2 separate regions of the Homo sapiens genome follow, and region 1 is linked to region 2. A link is an interaction called in ENCODE POLR2A ChIA-PET data of the cell type or tissue named here. Cell type or tissue: GM12878. All regions are shown on one strand. Each heading gives the region's core, and the rest is flanking DNA. Links, peaks and the distances in the headings are about the cores only. Region 1 overlaps FAM107B (family with sequence similarity 107 member B). Region 2 holds the start of LOC105376426 (a long non-coding RNA gene).

Region 1 (10,068 bases), core at 5,012-10,011, 850 kb before region 2:
GTGCTTCAGGCTCTCACCAGGCTGCTGTCCAGGTGGGCGCCAGGGCTGTGGTCTCATCAGAGGCTCGACTGAGGAAGAGTGTTTCCAGGCTCCCTCAGGTCATGGGCAGAATTCATTTCCCTGCAGTTGTGGGACGTGGGTCGCCTGCAGTTCCATGCCGCACAGGTCCTTACTTCCTTTCAGCTGGCAAGGATGGAAGATTGCAGCATGATGGCTTCACAGGAGTGACATCTCATCACCTTTGCTATCTTCTGTTGTTAGAAGCAGGTGACAGGTGAACAGTAGGTGGAGAGGAATGTGGGATCACCTTAAAGTCACTGTGTTACCTACTTATTCTTTCATTCCCCTTTCACTCCTCAATCCATTAGATTCTGTTTTTTATCTCTGCTACTTTAGTGAAACTGATACCAGAGGGTCAGGATTGGCTACAAAATTTTCTGGGCCCAGTGCAAAGTGAAAATACAGGGTTCTTTGTTCAAAAATTAAGAATTTCAAGATGGTAACAGCAAAGCACTAAACGAAGCGTAGGGCCCCTCAGGCATGGGGGCTGTGAAGGTCCCATGCCCATGAAGCCAGTGCTGCAGAGAGGCCTTAGGTCCGCCCTGCTGCGAGTTCCACAGGGCCCTCTGGTTGTGTTCCTGCTTGGCCTCTCAGCAGCATTTGCCAGCTGGGATTTACCACTGTGGAGCGCATCCTCCTCTGTGAAACATCCCCCTGCCCTCTGAGCGCCTGAGACACTCTCCCCTGGGTTTCCTTCTCTCGCTCGATTATCCCCTTCAGCCTCCTTTGCAGCCTCCCCTTCCTCTCCCCACCCCTTTGTATTTGGGTATTTTGAGGACACTTTTGCCACCCTGCTGAGGAATATCAGCAGTTTCAGCCGCTTCGTTTGCTGTAGGATTTTGGCTGTCATATCTACGTATCCAGCCCATACCTAACTTGTGAGCTCAAGCACCTATGTCAGTGCATCCTTTATAGTCTTGCATGCTTTGCAGGTATCTAAAATGCAGTGAGTCTGTAACACATTTCCTTGTTTTCTCTGATCCATTGAACTGGTTCTTCCTCAGTGTCCTCTATTTCAGCACTTGGCCTCATTCTTTCCCCGGGGAGTCTGGGTTTGTATCTGTGTGCTAACCCCAGGCTTGAGTCCCATCTTTCTTCTGGCTCATCTTGTGCTCCAAGCCCATGCGCCTATGTCTGCCGAGGGTTCTCCCCTTGGACTGCATTTCATCAAATGCTCTCCCTGGACTTCTGTGGTCTGTTCTCATGGTGACCTCGGCTTCCTCTGTTAAAACCCAGCACACTTCATTGCTACTCCTTTGTCGAATGCCTGCTTCCCCCAGTAGAAAATAAGCTATGATAAATAAGTCCACGAGGCAGGGAGTTTTACTGCTTTATCCTCAGTGTCAAGACATATGCCTGGCACAAGCTGTACACTCAATAAATACGTGTTTTAATGAAAGAGTTTGTTTTAATTTTCAGCCCAATTTTTTAAAGAATTAAATTGATTTTTTAGAGACAGGGTCTCGCTATTTTGCCCAGGCTGGTCTTGAACTCTTGGGCTCAAGTGATCCTCCTGCCTCAGACTTCCAAGTAGCTGGGATTACAGGCATGAGCCACCATGCCCAGCCCAGCCCAATTTTTCAAGTGTGACCATTTTGTTGTTTTAGAACGAAAGTGTAGAAAATACTATATATGGAAGAGTAGGACAATGGTATAGTAGGATTCCTGTTCTTGAGATATTAGAAATATCTGTAATGTTATAATAGGTTTGGGCCTTTCAGTTGGATTGTTAGTAATTAGAAAGTAAAGCTGTAACAGGAAATAAATGGGTGTTTCCTTATTTCTGTTGCGATCTGGGCACTAACAGGTGGAAGGAAACTGGTGCCATTTGCCCTGCAGAATTCACAGAATTAACTTGTGCAATTTGGGTGGGAGGAAGTCAAAATAGGTGATGATTAACCATGGAGATGAGTGTATTTCAGATACTGTCATCTGAATCAGTTTGCCCTTACCACAGCAAAAATGTTTTTATAATATTTTATCTTTTTTTTTTTTTTTTAAACAAATAAGTGGTGAGGTAGTCATGGTGAGAGATCTGCATCTCTGATTCTTGGGGGCACTGTTTCCTCACAAACCTGCAGTATCTGCTTTGAAAACTATTTTGATATAGAATGGTGAAATGGATCAAGTATTTGGGGGCCTAATTATTCAGAGACTAAATGTGGCCGGAAGAGGAAGAATTCTACCCAAGAAAGCTGCCGCTGATCTGCTCAACGTCTCGGAGCAGTCTTTTTTTAAGCAGAAGTCAGTAACAAGCAAACACAATGTCAATGGATTTATTAATCTGTTAAACTCTTCATTCTGTTACCTGCTGGGTCTCAATCTTTTTGACCTCAGGACCCCTTTACACTGTTTTAAAAAAGTATTTGAGAATCTTAAAGAACTTTTTTTTGGTTATATCTATTGATATTTTACTATGTTAAAAATTGAAACTGAGAAATTTTAAAAGTTCACTCAAAAATAACAAACAATAATAAACCTGTTACATACTAATAAAAAGGCCATTTATAATGAAGAATAACCTTACTAAAACAAAAAAAAGTATGAGATGAATGTTTCACATTGTTTTATTTATCTCTTTAGTGATTTTTTAAAGTGAAAACCAAAAAAAAATTTAGTGAGAAGAGCGACATTGTTTTCCATTTTTGTGAATCTGTTTCATAACCAGCTTTGATAGAAAATAGCTGTGTTCTCATGTCTGCTTCTGTAATCAGTCTGTCGGGGTAGGTTGTTTTGGGGGTCATGTATGCAGAAAATCTAGTTTCACACAGTTACATCATTGGGAAAGGCCAGAGAATTGAAATAACCTTTTCAGATAATTACGGACATTCTTCCTTGATACCACACCAAAACCTGATGAGTGGTAGTGTCTGAAAGGTTAGTTACAATATTCTGAAGCCATAGCAATGATCTTTCCTACTCTGTTACATTAAAATTTGTCTATCTTGCATTTTGAATAGGACGATAGAGGAATAGTTAAGTCACCTATAATACATTCATGTAATGGCAGATTTTGCAGCCATATATTGAAAAAGTTATTACAGGTAAAATGCTTACAAATGTAATAAATTATCTATTTAATATCCCAATTTTGCTAAAAAATGAAAAGAGGTGTGTATTGTATTAGTTGAAAGGAAATGTATCAAAATATAAATATTTTAAATGATGCATTCATGGGGGAAATTTTCTTTATACTTTTCTGTATTTTCCAAATTTTGTGTGATCAGCACATTGCTTTTAAAATCAGAAGAAAAAAAATAAGTATTTTTTGTTACGAGAGAAATGTCTGTTAAACTGTTTCCCTCATCTGTAGGTTGCCTTCTACGTGTAAAACCCCAGTATTTCCAATTTGAGTGGTAACAAAGATCTGTTTTCTCCCTCAAGTTTTTATTTGTTTAACAGACTATCGTAACCTTTCTGTGGCTGTTTTAAGCTTCACAGTTTTTCCGCTTTATTTCAGTAGTAATTCATTGATTGAATAGACAAGTTTTGACTTGTTCAAGAAAAGTTGCATAAATTAAACTTTCACATGTAGCAGAGACATAATTTGCTTTTTCTCATTTCTGTTATAGCTCAGGCAAGTTCTATTTCTTATCTAAGTGAAATGGCAAAAGAATATCTTGTCCTATGGGATAACAGAGCTACTCTCATGGTTGAGAAATAACATGGAAATTAGCATGCAATCGACTTCTGAGTTATTGTGTCTGAGCTGTTTGCCAGTGGTGTGAGTGTCACAGTTTTATGGCTGGAAGTTCAAGTGGCTTCAGAAATGCAAAGGGCAGCTCACATCTGGGGATTAGTTCCCTGCTTACCCCTGGATTTAGAAAGGATGTTTGCAACTAATAATGTGGCTGACGTGGTATTGTCGTAAAGGATTGCTACTTCCAGAATTTTGTCTTTTGTGGACAGGCCTCCAAATTTGATGATCATCTGTTTTCCTGCAAGTGGAAGATTTCATCATGTTTGTATTTCTTTGTTTTACATTTCTTATGATATAGTTGATAATTAAGATGCCTACAGAAGCTACAAAGCACCCACAAAGCAGGAAATTAGCAACTCTGCCTCTACCACTTGTAGTAAAGCTTGAAGACATTATCACTGACTTCTCCAGCTGAATGTATTGTTCTGTGGCTTTAGTTAAATGTGTCAGTGACTCTCAGGGTTTAGAATCTCTCCCAAGACTGTTTAGGAAGGTGCATCACCCTTTGAAGTGTAGACTGTGATGGAAAACTACTTAATTGCATATTCTAATATTGTTTTAGATTAAAAGACCATTCTGTCCTCTGCTTAAAACAATTGAGGATATTATATTTGAGGGCATCCCTACTGGTTAATATCATCATTACATTTGAAAATGTTCAAATTTACTTTCCATCACTAAGTATGAGTTGAACTTTTTGGAGTAGAAAATGCACTCTAAGGCCGGGCGTAGTGGCTCACACCTGTAATCCTACCACTTTGGGAGGCCAAGGCGGGTGGATCGGTTGAGATCAGGAGTTTGAGACCAGCCTGGCCAACATGGTGCAACCCTGTCTCTACTAAAAATACCAAAAATTAGCTGGGCGTGGTGGCACATGCCTGTAGTCCCAGCTACTCGGGAGGCTGAGGGAGGAGAATCCCTTGAACCCTGGAGGCGGAGGTTGCAGTAAGCCAAGGTCATGCCACTGCACTCCAGCCTGGGTGACAGAGTGAGACTCTGTCTCAAAAAGAAAATAAGAAGAAAATATACTCTGAGTATACCTAATGGTTTATTCTCTTTTATTGTTGAATCCACTATTTACATTTCTTTCTTTCTTTTATGTATTAGACTGGACTAGGAAAGGTTTACAGATCTAAATAAGGAATGAGGAGTGTTATTATCATTGTATTGCCATGACCACAAACTGCGGGGCCTCTCGCCCTTGCCCTCCCCCCTGTGGTTTTGAGGGTAGGAAGCCTTACCATAACCCAGTTCCTGATCATGCCGCCTCCCTGCCGCTTACCTGGTCAGGCCTCTTCGCTGTCCCTACCTACCCCAGGCCTCTGTGTTTGCTGCTCCGTCTGCCCAAAGCTCTTTCCCTTGGTAGCCCTTGGCTATGTCCCTCACTTCCTTCAGGTGTCTGCTGTCTTCTCAGCGCGGTGTTTCATGAATATCCACAATAGTGCACCCTGCCACTCCATTGCCTTACCTGTATTTCCCTGCATGGCACTTTGCACGGCCTGATACTATATTTCCCTCGGTTTGTCAGTTGGCTGCCTGCCCCTGAATGCAGGCTCCCAAGAGGGCAGTGGCTTTGTGTCCTTTGCTGCTAGGCCCATGTTGTTGTGAACAGTGCCTGGCACTTAATAGACACAGACTAAATACTTGATGAATTAATGGGAGGATGAATTCACCAGATTCCCTCTTGTGGGTGACTCTACACAAGATGGCATTTACTCGCCAGGTGTCCGGCTCCCTTCAAAAGACAGAGAATGATGGCTGGTTTCGTTGTAGCTTGACTCAGTGGCACACCCTGTGCCTGACACCCAGTTGACAGATGTGTAGGGAACAAAATTATGACGGGATGGCCACACAGTTGGCTGTTTGTACTCATTGCTGCCAGCTGTCTCCCAGAACAGTCATCTGCTCTGTAGGGGGAGAAACAGGGACATGAAAAGCCCTGGAAGGTTGTCAGGAAGCAATTTTAAATTTCTAATATGTAAACATCGGGGCTTTGGCATATTTTGAACCATTTTGATGATAGGAATGGAGGTGGTAGGAGCCACCCTGATTAAGTTCTTGTTGAGAATAAACTGGTGCACCAGACATTTACATAGGCTGAATCAATGTTGATGGCAGCCGTGTTTTTAATCCATGGGCCTAAAACAGTGTCCCTCATACCTGTCTCTTGCTGAGGCCCCTGTCGCAGGTGAGCCATGTCTGACTTCCGAGCCTTCCATCGACTGCTCAGTCCACGTCTTCAGCCCTATTTCCCAAGCTTACCTAGTGAGTCCTCCTTGACTCAGGCTGGTTCCTCCATTGTTTCTGCCACCTGCAGGCCATTGGTGCTCCTTGAATACCCTGTGGTGTCATCGCTGACTCGTGCCTCCAGGGCTTTCCCGCTCTGACGGCTCTGTGTTTCCTATTGCTTCATATAGCTTGCTTCTGAATTAGCATGCGATATGTGACACTCATATGTTATGTATCTTGGTTTAGTTTTTACAGAAAGATGAAAGACTCTTAAAAGGGATCTTGGAGTTGTTCTTGTACATCTTTTATATCTCCTAAGCCTTTGATGGGCACTTGTTCCAAATGGGAAAGAAAAAAAAGATGAAAAAAAAAATAAGCCACCCAGAATGCAGATGGGACAAACTGTTGGTGTTAGAGCATGGTGGTCACCCAGGCCTAGAGTGTGGGGTACACAAGGACCACTGAACTAAAACTCTCTGATGGTCTGGATCAGGCTATTGAGTAGAGCAACGGGTTGTAGAGTGCCTGGCACGCAGGTTGCAATGAGATTGGGGAAGCAAGGGTTGTGCGTTTGTTAATTCAGAGATTGTATGAAAATGGAAAGAATTAGGAGGAGGTTGAGGTTTATACTAGTATTATTCTCTCCACATTTAGAGAAGGCTCTTACAGTTCCTTTAATCCAATACTACACAAAAAAGTCCTCTGAGAGGCCGGGCGCGGTGGCTCACGCTTGTAATCCCAGCACTTTGGGAGGCCAAGACGGGCGGATCACGAGGTCAGGAGATTGAAACCATGGTGAAACCCCGTCTCTACTAAAAATACAAAAAAAAAAAAAAAATTAGCCAGGCGCGGTGGCTGGCGCCTGTAGTCCCAGCTACTCGGAGAAGGCTGAGGCAGGAGAATCACGTGAACCCAGGAGGCGGAGCGTGCAGTGAGCCGAGATTGCGCCACTGCACTCCAGCCTGGGTGACAGAGGGTGACTCCATCTCAAAAAAAAAAAAAAGTCCTCTGAAAACTGAGTGAGAAGCTGCGGGCTTATAGGACTGAAGTTTGGTGCTGAAATTGCTTAGGGGACCCTTTTCAGTTGCCTCCTCTTTTTTTTTTTTTTGTAAGAGAACCGGGGGATTTAAATCTCCCTGGTATGGTTTCCATTAGAATGGAAGCTCTTTGGCAGGTCTGCCAGGACCATTTATCACCTTGTCCCTGGTACTCAGACCTCGGTGCTGGCAAAGCTGGGCTCATGAAGGCTGGCTGCGCAGGTGGGTGGCTGGCTCACGCGCTTGGTCCTGGAGGTGGGGGAGAAGAGATGGTCCACCAAATGGTTCTTGCAGTTCTCCCCGTCCTGCCCTCTGGACATGGCTGTGTTGTGGCACAGGCCGTGTTGTACTTGTGGCTGATCTTGATCGATTCTCTTCTCTGCTCCCTGTGCTGGAGCTAGACACCAGGTGTTTTTTTTTTGTTTTTTTTTTTTTTTTTTGAAGTTCCACAGGTGATTTTGATGTGTGAGCCGTGGTTGAAAGCCACAGCTGGACTGCGTTGGAAGGGAAATGGAGGTCAGCTTAGGCCAGTTGGTTCACATGGAAATCAACAAAACCAGCGTGGCTTTGAAGGATGTATAATTCTGTTACTCTTTGTTGGACCCACACAACTCAGCAGTTGAAATTTATTATTAGTTTTTTTTTCTCCTGCGTTTTCATCTCCTAATTTGGGCTCCCCTTCATATAGAGCTTTTGGAAGCAAGTAAGAATTCAAGTTCATCAGGCACATTTTCACTACACCTGGCAGAACATATTAAGGTGTTGTGTTTTATAAAATCCAGCCAGAAACTATAGGTGGTCTCCAGCTCCACACACTTAGCAAGGCCCCTGCTCAACTCCCCACCCAACCCCAGTTTTCCAGTCCTTCCTGCGTTCACCAGAGGCACAGTCAGGATCACCTTAGACGCTGAGTTCAGAAATGGAGAAGGAATACAGTTAAAAAAAAAAATCAAGATCAGGTGAGCAGTAGCCAGATGGCTTCTCCACACAACTCTCTTTCTGGATGCTTCTGGAAATTGCCATCCAATTTTGGTCATTCTTTTGGCTGTATAATAATTCAAACGGTGCTTTGTGAATAAGTTACCTTTTAAAAGTTATGCATTTTAGCATCTATAGGAAGGTCAAGGAATTATTTTACACCTCAGGGTGAAATAATTTAATTAGGTATCTTGTTTACCCTGAGTCTTCTGAAAGCTAGAGGGAGCAAATTGGAGCTTTTGAAAGAGTGTGTGTGCGTGTGTGCGTGTATGTGTGTGTGTGCGTGCACGTATGTGTGACTGTGCGCGTGCACGTATGTGAGTGTGCGCATGCACATGTGTGTGAATGTGAGCACGTGCACGTGAGTGTGTGCACACACACACTGGTGGGGAGGCAGGTGATGATGGGTTGTGTCATGAATGCCCAAGTCTGGCGGTGCATTTAATGGAGTAGTCCAGGGAAGCAGGAGGAAACTGAGGAACAGGGAGGGCAAGCTTGAGGAATTAAGGAATTACCTGGACTCACGGGGAGGAGCTCAAAAGACGAATTCGATCTTTTTCTAAAAACATTTTAAACAGTAGTTTGCCTGACTCCAAATCAGGAAGAGACAGCTTTACCTCATCTCTCCTGCCTCCTAGCCTGTGGGCTCCATTAGCAAGGGATGAACTATCGAGTAAGAGCTGGCACTCTGGCATCAGGTAGACCTGGCTGGGACCTGGCTGGGTCCTGGCTAGGCCCCGGCTAGGCCCCTCCAATGGCATCACCATGGGCAGGCTGCTAATCCCCCTGGGCCTCAGCTACTCCTCCGTCAATAAGGATAATAATACCTCCCTCGCAGAACTGTTGTGAAGGTTGAGATGAAATATGAGAGTGTTTAAAGCAGTGCCTGGGATGCAGTAAGCACTTCGAATGTTAACCAGTAGTAGCAGTCATATTTTTGTGGATTACCTGGGAACCAAACCATCATCATTGATATAATTTCTATTACCAGTTTTAAACAGTTAAATGACAAAGAATCCCATTTTAATCAAGACATTACAGTAGAGCACAGACCCAACCTGGTTGGGTACTTAGTAGGGAGAAATAGAGGCTAGAAATTAATAATTATGCCCAATACCAGTGAACAGCTGTTTTCGCACTGTGACCAGTTTAGTACAAATAAAAATGTTTATAGACTGCATCTTTTCTCCATGCACAATTTATTGAGGTATTTCATCACTTTAACAGATGATAATTGAACATTTAGAATTCCTAGCCTTGAAGATCCAGCGAGGTACAAACCAGAAATGGCCCTGGCCCCTAGGTAGCTAAATATCTAGAGGGGAGAAGATAAAAAACACACATGGGGCTGGCAATAAATTAAACAATTACAGATGGTGAGAGTTGGGAAACAAGCTTAGGACAGAGACTGACCACGGAGGGACCCGTGTTGGATTGTTGATCCGAGAAGGTGATGTTGAAATACAGACTGAGAAGGTGAGGAAGAGCCAGGGGTCAGGAGAAGTGTGGGAAGGGGGCTGGCTTGGGAGGGTCATGCGCTCCAGGTGGGGACATCATGTGCACCAAGACATGCAGCCCAGAAAGAGTTTGGTGTGTTCCAGGAATGAAGGCAGGCCTGTGTGGCTAAGGCGCAGGGAGCAAGGTGGCGGAGAGACTGGCATGAGGCATGAGAAGCAGGCCCAGGTCAGATCAGGTGGGGAGTGAGGGCCGCTGCCAGGGCATTGGAGAAGCTATTGAGAGGCCCTGACAATCCCATGGGGGGAAAGTCCATTCTTAGTGCACGTTTCCTGCTTTGAACTTTTTCTATTCAATAACGAAAACCTGGGTGCTATATTTGTTTTAGCCACAAAACTATCTGGGTATCTTTGAGAAGTGGCACTTGCTGAGGTGGCCTTCTAAATCTTTGCCTGCTGTTCCATGGCAGGATGCCTTGTGAAGCCAGGTGTGGCTTGTGGCCTAGATGGACCAGGGAGATCTCAAGTGAGGGGCAGTAGCACGGAGCACACAGTAGGTGTCAGTCAAGTCTAAACGTTGCGCACGGCTTTGTTTTGTCCAGAGCTGAGC
Region 2 (10,165 bases), core at 1-5,000:
GGTAGGAAATGTTTAACTCAAGCTACTTTATTTTTAAATTCCAAAGAATTGCAGCTTGACATTCTCTGGATTTACAATGCTGACCTTCAACCCATGCACAGAATGTAGGAATGCCCACACACCCCCTCGTTTTAGAGAGGACGAAGCTAAGATGGAGAGGGCTCTACAAAGTCAGAGCTAGAACTGAGGGCTCCTGACCTCCCACCCAGGGTTCTTGCTCCTAAAAATGAAAACCAAAACAATCAAGAGTAAACAAGAGTCATGAATACTGATTATTTGAGACAAAAGCATGAGATATATGTGAATGAGGCAGCGCGGCACTTCTAATTTTTTTTTTTAATTTTTTATTTTTGAGACGGAGTCTTCCTCTGTCGCCCAGGCTGGAGTGCAGTGGCATGATCTCCGCTCACTGCAACCTCTGCCTCCTGGGTTCAAGTGATTCTCTTGCCTCAGCCTCCCGAATAGCTGGGACTACAGGCGTGAGCCACCACGCCCAGCTAATTTTTTGTATTTTTAGTAGAGACAGAGGTTCACCATGTTGGCCAGGCTGGTCTTGAACTTCTGACCTCACGATGGGCCCACCTCTGCCTCCCAAAGTGCTGGGATTACAGGCATGAGCCACCATGCCCAGCCTGCAGTGCGGCACTTCTATAGAGTTTGTAAAGCCTGGTACAGAAACCAGAGATGGTTTCCATCTCTGGCTATAGGAATCATGGGTTCCTGTAGCATGAATACAGCTACTTTATGTATGTCTTGTCTTCCCAAGTAGATTGTAAGCTCGCTACAAATATAAACATGTATTAGGCACCATGTGTTTCCTCTTGCCTATGAGAACAGTCCAGTACAAAGTAGAAGACTACTACATGAATGGTTGGAAAGGGAATGGGAATTCAATGCTGCCTGAAACCCAAGGGCCTTGCCTCTGTCTTCTTTTTTTGTAAAAAGTAAAATATATTGAATGCCTAAAAAACTGATAGAAAAAAAAAAACCTCTGACATATGATTTCAACCCACTAAAAACATATACCTGGGCCAGGATGTTGGCTCACACCTATAATCCTAGCACTTTAGGAAGCCAAGGCGAGTGGATCACCTGAGGTCAGGAGTTCGAGACCAGCCTGGCCAACATGATGAAACCCCGTCTCTACTAAAAATACAAAAATTAACTGGGCATGTTGGTGGGAGCCTGTAATCCCAGCTACTTGGGAGGCTGAGACAAGAGAATCACTTGAACCCGGGAGGCAGCAGAGGTTGCAGTGAGCTGAGAACGTGCCACTGCACTCCAGCCTGGAGGATAGAGTGAGACTGTGTCTCAAAAAAAAAGTATATTTTATATATATATATATATATATATATATATATATGTATATTTTATATATGTATATTATATATGTATATTATATATGTATATTACATATATGTATATATTATATATGTGTGTGTATTACATATATGTATATATTATATATGTATATATATTACATATATGTATATATTATATATGTATATATATTACATATATGTATATATATTATATATATGTGTATATATATTACATATATGTATATATATTATATATATGTGTATATATATTACATATATGTATATATATTATATATATGTGTATATATACCTACTTCTGTTGCCCCTTAGAACCGGCTGTGCTCCAATAGCAAAACCTTACCAGGGCACATGGGATCCAGTCCTCTGAGAGCACAGGTTTGGAGCTTTCTGGGTGCTCTCACATTTTAAATTCCATCTGATTCGGGTTCAGTGACTCCTTTCTTTTGCCCTGCAGCCCTCTAGATGTGAAACAACTCATTTGTATTTGCTGAAAATGTAAATCCGTCTAAAGATTTGCAAGTGCCAGTCTGCTCTAGAAAGTAAAAAGGGCAGAAATGAAATAAGGAAGTGAGTTTTTCAGTTTGTATGTTTTCTTCTGAGCTTGGAGATTATTCCTGTCCATGAGTCTAATTCTTCTTATATAGAGACTCAGAACAAGAAGCTTGAAACAACTTTGTTCTCGTTCATTGTCAGAGCTTCATGGTGTGTTAGAAAGAGCCCAGGACCAGAAGTCACAAGATGTGGGTCCCATCATCAATTACTTATTTAACCTCTGCCAATCCCTTAACCTCTCTCTACTGGGGTTACTTTATCTGTGCAAGGAGGAGGTGGACCAGATGGCTGCTGTGATTCTGTGTAATAGCCCCCCTGGATGAAACAGGAAGTTACTCATAGGGAGATCATTAAGAAGCTTGGTGACTCAGCCTCAGGGGCAGCGGGGGAAGACGAGGTTCTCCAAAGTCCTAGTCAAGCATCAGAGCCACTAGACTGAGCTTCCTCTCAAGCGTCTATTTCCACATCGTCCTGGGAGCTTGCCCACCACTCCACATGCAGTCCCAGCTCTCCATAAATGCTGGCTGGGGAGGAAGTCCAGTGGAGCCAAAGCCCCTTCCTCTGCCCCAGCCTTCAGCTAAATACAGGATGTGGGAATCCAGCAGGCCATCTAATAGAAACCAGTAACTGGTCCCTGCTCATTAAGTACTTAGAGTGGACCCTGTTGCATTCAGGTCTCAAAGGCAGTATTTATTACCCACTTTTGTTTGCACTCCGTGGATAAGTGTTTCCCACCTCCTGTTTTCATACATGAAGATACTGAGGCCCAGAACAGGGAAGTGGAGGACCTGTGATCGCATTGGGAGTCACGGCAAGTCTAGGTCAGAAACTAAGAATCCACATCCAGTATCAGCCAGTCCCAACAACAGGGACAGACATAGTCTCAAGGAAGCCACTACTTGGTGGTTTCCTCTAAGTTTTGTTTCACGCAAGTCCAGATCATCCAGGCTGTTTTTTTTGTTGTTGCTCTTTTTTTTTTTTTGAAATGGAGTCTCACTGTGTTGCCCAGGCTGGAGTGCAGTGGTAAGATCTCGGCTCACTGCAACCTCCGTCTCCTGGGTACAAGCGATTCTCCTGCCTCAGCCTCCGGAGTAGTTAGGATTACAGGCGCGTGCCACTACACCTGGCTAATTTTTAGTAGAGATAGGATTTCACCATGTTGACAAGGCTGGTCTCGAGCTCCTGACCTCAAGTGATCCCCCAACCTTGGCCTCCCAAAGTGTTGGGATTACAAGCGTGAGCTACCATGCCTGGCCCAGGCTGTCCTTCATCACAGTTGTCGTTGTGTTTTAGTCTTTGGAGTATGGAAAGCATTGAGTATTGAAAGCTACTGAGTATTGAAGCATTGCTGTATAGAAAACTAGAGGAAGCCAGGACTCCAAGGATAGAAGGAAAGAATACTTGTTATCATTTACCGTATAAAAGGAAAGCCAGGCCATGGTGCAGGATGAAAAAGATTTGCTTTTTTACTTTCTACTTACAGTCATATTGTAGCTCATTTGTAAAAATCATTCCACTTGTAAAGTTAACCATCCATTAGTCAGTAAGAGCTGTTCCCACTAATTGGTGGACTCCTGGGGAAAGCAACATAGTTAGAGGTTAGAGTAATGGACCAGGTGCCCTTGACTTCTATTTCTGGTTCCTTCACTTACTTGCTGTGTGGCCTTAGGCAGTTTTCCTTAATTTCTCTGGGCCTTGTTTCACCCAAGAAGTAAATTTCCCACTTGATCTTCTTGAGGGATGCCAAAAGATCAAAGGAACGATGTTTGCAGGGCTTTTTAAAGATGCTTAAGTGACGTGCACTAGAAACCCCTTGATTTAATAGGTATGAATTAATACATTCTTTGATTATTGGTAGAACTAAGTATTTTAGCTTTTTAATTAGCTCCTTGGATATAATTGGCCATAGGCGTTACACAAATCCCTAAGGGAACCGGCCCAGTCATCCTGATGATCATTATGGGTGCCTGCTGTGTTTTTATGCGGAGAGGCAGAGTGTGTTGGCAGCTTTACATGGTGGTGGGTTATGACGGCTGCACTGAGCCAGCGCAAGCTCGGGAGGCTCCCCTGAGGTGGCGCAGACCATCGGGGCTGCCCCGAAACCAGCTCAGTCAGAGCCCACCTTACCCTGTTTACAAAGGGGAGGCAAGGTGGAGCATCTCCTGTTTGTTGATTTGATTGTTGTGTTTGCTCTGCCAGCCTCAGAGTGAGGTATTTAACAGGCAGGACTTCTAAGCCTCAAGGGCCCATGGGCAGAAATGCCCCAGACCCCATGAAGAAAATGATGCTTTTCCAGCAAGCTGCACCCCGGCCCTGGGCAAGGGGCAGCTGCTTCCACCCTCCTGGTCCCTACTGCCTTCATATTCCTGCTCCCTAGCTCACCCCCTCCCTCCTAAGTGAAGAGAAGTCAGATCAGGCTACTGTTCTGACATGCACACCTTCTCTTCTGTTCCTGGGACCCTTTTGTTTTTGTGTTTGTTTTAAGAAGGAGCCTTGCTGTGTCGCCCAGGCTGGAGTACAGTGGCATGATCCTGGCTCACTGCAACCTCTGCCTCCCGGGTTCTAGTGATTCTCTTGTCTCAGCCTCCCAAGTAGCTGGGACTACAGGTGCCCACCACTACACCCAGCTAAATTTTGTATTTTTCGCAGAGACGGAGTTTTGCTATGTTGGCCCAGGCTGGTCTCAAGCTCCTGACCTCAAGTGATCTGCCCACCTCAGCCTCCCAAAGTGCTGGGATTCCAGGCATGAGCCACCATACCCAGCCCATTCCTGGGCCCTTCTAATGTCTCAACGCAACAATCTGATCCTGAAAACCACCCATCCCTTCACTTTACTCTTACCCTTCCTTCCCAGGATTGCATTTGCAAAACAAAAATTCATGCTTAAAGCAAGCATCAGGGGGAATCCATTGTTCTGCACCCTGCCACAAAAATGTCTAGTGCATCATCCCGGGGATAGGCCTGGGAGCCGGGACTCCATGGTTCGCAGCCAAGGGCAGAAGCTGGAGGCAGGGCCTTCCCACGGGCAGCTACAGCAGCCACAGACGGGGCCATGCAGCAGAGTCCAGATGGTTTTGTTCGGGCTCTTTGGCAGACGCGCAGTTCTCCACGCTGAACTGCATCAGGGAGCACTTAAAGCAAAGCTTGGTTTGTGTTTTATTTTGCATGGAATGGGGGAGACAGGAGTTGCCAGGGAAACAACCCCTCGGAGCATTCTGCTCTGGGGTTCTTCATCGGGTGGGGAGGGGGGCTTCCCATGAAAGGCACAGGGGTTTTCTCAAGCGTGCTCACACCTGGTTCTGCTTTCTTTCCTTCTCTTGGAGGGCTTGAGGGTTCCACCTCCCAGGCCTGCCCATTAGGCTGGCAGGCACCTTACCCCACAGAGCCTGCCAGCACCAGTACATGCCAGGACCTAAGGCCAGGATCAAGTCCACAATGAGCAGGGCCCAGTGCAAAATGGAAATGCAGGGCCCCTTGATCAAACCCATTAGGTGGGTTCAGTGTACACTGCTCAGGGGATGGGCACACCAAAATCTCATAAATCACCACTAAGGAACTAATTAACCAAATACCGCCTGTTCCCCAAAAACCTATGGAAATTAATTTTTTAAAAAGCGTATAGCAACAAGACAAAAAAAAAGAATAAAGATATAAAGAAAGAAAAAAAAACCTGTTAGGAATTTCAAGATATCAACAGCAGAGCAGGAAATCAAGCCAAGGACCTTCTGAGCAAAGGGCCCTCAGGTCGCACACCCAGAAGGCCGATCCTGTTCAAGACTTCACTTTGCCTGAGCAAGGCGGGTGCAGGATAGCGGCTGAGGGACCGCCGTGGTATGCAGCCAACAGGACCCTTTCATTGAAGTACCATCCACATCCCTTACGTGAGAGGAGGGGAGAGGCACTGGGAGAAAAATTCTCTGTATTTAAGGATTTGCAGCACACACATATTTTTTTTTTTAAATCCAAAACTCAGGGCTTGAGTTAGGAAATCTAAGAAAAGAATGATTCTGGTTGTTCTGGAGTTACTCTCTTTTAATCTGCAAGGATTTGGGAGAAGTAAGAGCATTTGGGATTCATAGTAAGATCTAAGGTCACTTTGTGCCGGTACTGTGCTACGATCTGTGGCTGCTGAGATCTACCTTAGAGGGGTTATTTTTGCCATTTTACAGAGGGGAAAACTGAGGCTAAAGGAAATGCTGTAACTTGTGTCAGGTCCAGCAGCTTAGAGCCTGAGTTGGGTGCGGTGGCTCACGCCTGTAATCCCAAAATTTTGGGAGGCCGAGGCGGGCAGATCACTTGAGCCCAGGAGTTGGAGACCAGCCTGCCCAACATGGCAAAACCCCATCTCTACTAAAAAATACAAAAATTATCCAGGTGTGGTGGCATAGTCCTGTAATCCCAGCTACTTGGAAGGTTGAGGCACAAGAATCGCTTGAACCCGAGAGGCAGAGGTTGCAGTGAGCCGAGATCGTGACACTGCACTCCAGCCTGGGGGACACAGTGAGAGTCTGTCTCAGAAAAAAAAAGTAGTGGAGCTTGGATTCAAACAGATGTAGTCAGACCACAAAGCCTGCCTGCCTGACCGCTTTGCTCAGTGTACTGCCCCCAGGCTATGAGGCCAATGTCGTGGAACCTGTTCATTCTGGTATTTTTGTAGCTCTGGCTAAGTTCAGGTGGAATGTCGCTGAATATATAATACCTGGGGACCAGAGAGGAAATTTGGGTGTTTTAATGGAAGGATTTATAGTGGCCAAGCATCAGACAGGACCATGAGACCTGGGTCTGTGTATTTTAGTAATAGACTCCGCTAAGGCGCTGTTGAATCTCTGACACAAAGCTGTCAGCCAACATAGAGCTTTGGGCCATTTGCTTTCCTTGCAGTGTCTCTCCACCCACCTGGAGTTGATGCTTAACAAGAAAGAAAAATACAATTTCCTTGGGCTTCAGAGTGAAATGCACTCTGAGCCGGGGACAAAAGAGGCAACTCTGTAATAAGAGATAATAGATATTCTCCTTCCCAGTACTTAACGCAGACAAAATAATTGTAAAATTCCAGAGAGCAGATTGTGAGGATAAAAGAATGTGGCCATTCCAGAAGCAGTTTTTATTCCAGCCCAGTTTTATATGGGGTGCTAGGTCCACTAGCCAACCATTGACTAGCAGTGTCCCCAGCCTGGGAAGACAGGGTGGGTCAGATACAGGAAATGGCCATCACGTCTCTAAGGTGGGCAGAACATGAGCAGGTCAGAGAGGGTCAGGAGCCTGAGGTCCGAGGACTCTGGGGTAAGACCCTGAAAAGCATTTAACTCAGTGGCCAGAGAAAGGGGGGAGCCCAGGGAAGCTGTTCCCCGCAGAAAGACAAGAACAAGATTCCTACTTTACCCCTTCTTTCCGCAAAATAAACCGAAATTCCCAGTATGTGGAAGGTGATGCAGTAACCAGCAAATATTAATGCAAATGTGTGTGCACACAAGTTGAACCTCCTGTGATATTTCCCAGAGGGTTAAAGTAACTTTCTTTTTCATCCAATGAAAGGAACCCCGTTCCTGGAGCAATTGGATGCAGCCCTAATTACTTCCAAACATTACAGTCAGCTTCTCAGTTAACGAGCTCACTGGTCCGAAGGAGGAATGACCGCCAGGGCCCCTTCATTCCACTTCTCACCCTCCCTGGCCAAGCTTGAGGGAGAGACTCTGGCCGCAGCGTCCTTCCGGGCGACAGAACTCTTGGTTTTCTTTGTGCTGCAGCAAGAAGAATGGGCTTGACAGGCTCACACTGTGATCTTGAGTTGCCTGCCCCCGAAATAAGGTCCCAGCCTCCTCCGCCCTTTGCAAGGCTCTTACACATTAGTGAGCAGGAAGTGGAGTCCCGATGGGAGGCTGGGAATTTGAACGCCTTCCCATTTCAGCACTGGAGGGGAGGAAGCTCAGTTCAGCACTCCACGCAGATGGCTACCGCTCCCTCCTGAGCGCTCGCTCCTCTCGCTCCTCTCCCCTCACCCGCCGCCTTCCCTGCTGGGTCCCTCTCCCCGGTCTCCACCTCTCCTCCCTCTCCTGGAAGGGAAAAGTCTGCCAAGCTGGGGACTGCCACGACCAAACCAACAAAGGCCGACCGAAGGCGGAGAACTTGAAAAGAACTTGTTTTGTTCCAGTTAAGGAACCTGCAGGAAAATCCACACCCACATTGCCTGGTTTTGAACTGGAGAGCTGCGTGTGTGTGTGTATGTGTGTGTGTGTGTCAAGCAAGAGGCGGAGGAGGCACAGACTACGGTCTCTGTTTTGATAAGGAAACTGCCAGCTGTCGAAAGTTAACCAGCAGAGAGGGGAAGATGGCCCAGGAGCCAGCCCCTCCTGAGTTTTAAACTACACTGTTTTCTGTCCAGATATTCCAATGGAGACAGTTGGAAAACCTGTACTTCAGAGAAAAGAAGTTTTCCGTGGAAGTTCATGACCCACGCAGGTAAGCTTGAAAAGTCCTTTTCTTGCGGGATGGCGTGGCTCTCGGCCGGGCGTGTTATGGATATTATTTTGGGGCTGTCGTTGTTCATGGTCAGTTTGGAGCAGGGAGCGAGGGTGGGGGCTCCTGGGGAATGGAGCTCAAATCAGACAGTGAAACTTTCTTTTCAATTACATGTGTTGATAAATGCAGTGGGTTCGCACGTGTGTGTAAGTAGCAATCCCCTGACTGTCTCATCTGGCCACATGTGTCCCTGGCTCGTGTGTGTGTGTGTGTGTGTGTGTGTGTGTCAGTGTATGTGTTTGTCTTACCTGCCGGGGCACTGGAAGGAAGCTTTATAGCACTTTGTAACACACACCAGTAAGTCCCCATAGGAAACTTTTGCTATAGAAGAGTCTGAAGAATCCCTCATTAGAGCTTCTAAAAGTATTTCAGGCAGGACGGTCAATGCGAAAATGAATTTGTCACCAAAGCAGTTGTGCTACGTTGTTTTATTCCAGGAGCTGTAATTTTAGGATGTTAGTATTGTGGGTGGATGTGAAAGAAATGAAATTATTTTTCCCTCCACCCAAAATCGTACCCCAGAGAGCACCAGGGTTGTAAAAAGTCCCTGTACTCTTAAGTCAGATGCAAGACAGTGGGGCCCCAGGTTGGAATGCAGGGAGCCCCAGGTGGCTGGGGTCTGGGCAGCTCATACCCACTGTTTTCCTCTCTTTGTCTGCCGCTGGACCTAAAGTTATATGCATCCCCAAAAACAGCAGCGTAATTCCCTAAAACCAGGCCTGACAACTAAGAAATCACTTTCCATAAGGTCAGAGACATTTACAATAAGAAGGTAGCCCCAGGGAGACAGAAAAAAGATCAGACTCTACAGAGGAGCAAAAGTGGGTTTTAGGCGCTGTTGACGCTCCAGCCCTGGGCTTAGAAGGAGGACTTGGCACCAATTCCAGCTCACACATGGCTTCTGATGCTCAAAACAAGCTGCAGTCCCTCCCCATGAGCTCTGGACAGGAGGGAGATTTGGAGTTACCCCGCCCAGTGAGAGGGCTTGGACCTGTGCAGTAGCCCCTGTTCCTGCAGCCCATGATAACCCGGTAGGAATGAAGCCGTGCTTGCCCTCCAGGGTAATCTGCCTGAAACAGCCACTCCTGTGTAGGGCAAGAGCTTATCTCAGCACCACGGTTACTACAGGAATAGTTAGTGGAGAGCAGCTGAGAGTTTCTGCATCTCCACAGTCAGGTGAAAATGGTAGCCTTTAACAGAAAAATATTTTATCCGGTGTTTCTCAGGGCCCTGCAAGGGGTTTCGCGGCCAGAAGCCCCACTCCATGGAGCACAGATCCATCTGTGCAGGCCAAGTGGGGTGGGCGGGGAGATTTCAAAAATAAGATTCCAGCCAAGAAGAAACTCACTGTTCATTTTCCAGGTGAACTGAATTGGACCAGGTTCTTAGGCATGTAAGAGAGGGGAAATTTAAGTACAGAAAGAGTGAAATGAACTTTGCCACAATGGGTCAGATGCAGAAAGGGGATGCTCCATAGGATAAAAATGAGGGGCTGGGTAATCTAAGGGGCTGAGCGCAGGGAATAGACCCTCCGCCATGCCTGTGCTCTGCTGGGAATTCAGTGAACACCCAGGCACCTTGGACAAATCCTTTAACCACGCACGCATATATCTGCACATGTGTGTTCGTGTTCTCTGTGCGTCTGTCGCCCTATTGGTGAGTACTGCTAAACTCTCTTTACCAAAGCCCAGGGATATAGGAAAGAATCTAGATCTCACACGTGACTATTCAGTGGGCCTGTCGCCTATTAG

Evidence for each region. Peaks named below come from ENCODE experiments on the same cell type or tissue, not always from the same donor. Only the 100,000 strongest peaks of a DNase experiment are listed, where the experiment ranks them.
Region 1: POLR2A ChIA-PET joins it to region 2 with 7 read pairs; 1 of 35 experiments calls an interaction of 5 or more read pairs at or near these places.

The regions. Positions count from the first base shown.
Region 1 is chr10:14,556,498-14,566,565 of GRCh38, reverse strand. All of the region lies in intron 2 of FAM107B (family with sequence similarity 107 member B), which reads left to right. Among named protein-coding and RNA genes, the nearest start is that of MIR1265, 120 kb to the right of the region's middle. RefSeq lists a silencer at 7,442-7,736 and an enhancer at 6,929-7,806. In GM12878, for the core only: CTCF peaks have their summits at 6,093 (motif pointing left) and 10,010; a DNase peak (open chromatin) is centred at 9,975; H3K27ac peaks cover 709 bases.
Region 2 is chr10:13,705,226-13,715,390 of GRCh38, reverse strand. It overlaps FRMD4A (FERM domain containing 4A), which reads left to right. Exons shown (of 25, transcript NM_018027.5): 13 at 8,278-8,354. LOC105376426 (a long non-coding RNA gene) reads right to left here and starts at 4,903. Exons shown (of 4, transcript XR_001747371.2): 1 at 4,737-4,903; 2 at 3,377-3,469. It overlaps LOC124902379 (a long non-coding RNA gene), which reads right to left and starts at 7,825. Exons shown (of 2, transcript XR_007062061.1): 1 at 7,739-7,825; 2 at 6,981-7,636. RefSeq lists enhancers at 1,956-2,820, 2,821-3,687, 7,486-7,545, 7,616-7,665, 7,696-7,745 and 1 more. In GM12878, for the core only: no CTCF peak of the experiment used is centred there; DNase peaks (open chromatin) are centred at 1,920 and 2,050; H3K4me3 peaks cover 1,058 bases; H3K27ac peaks cover 3,223 bases.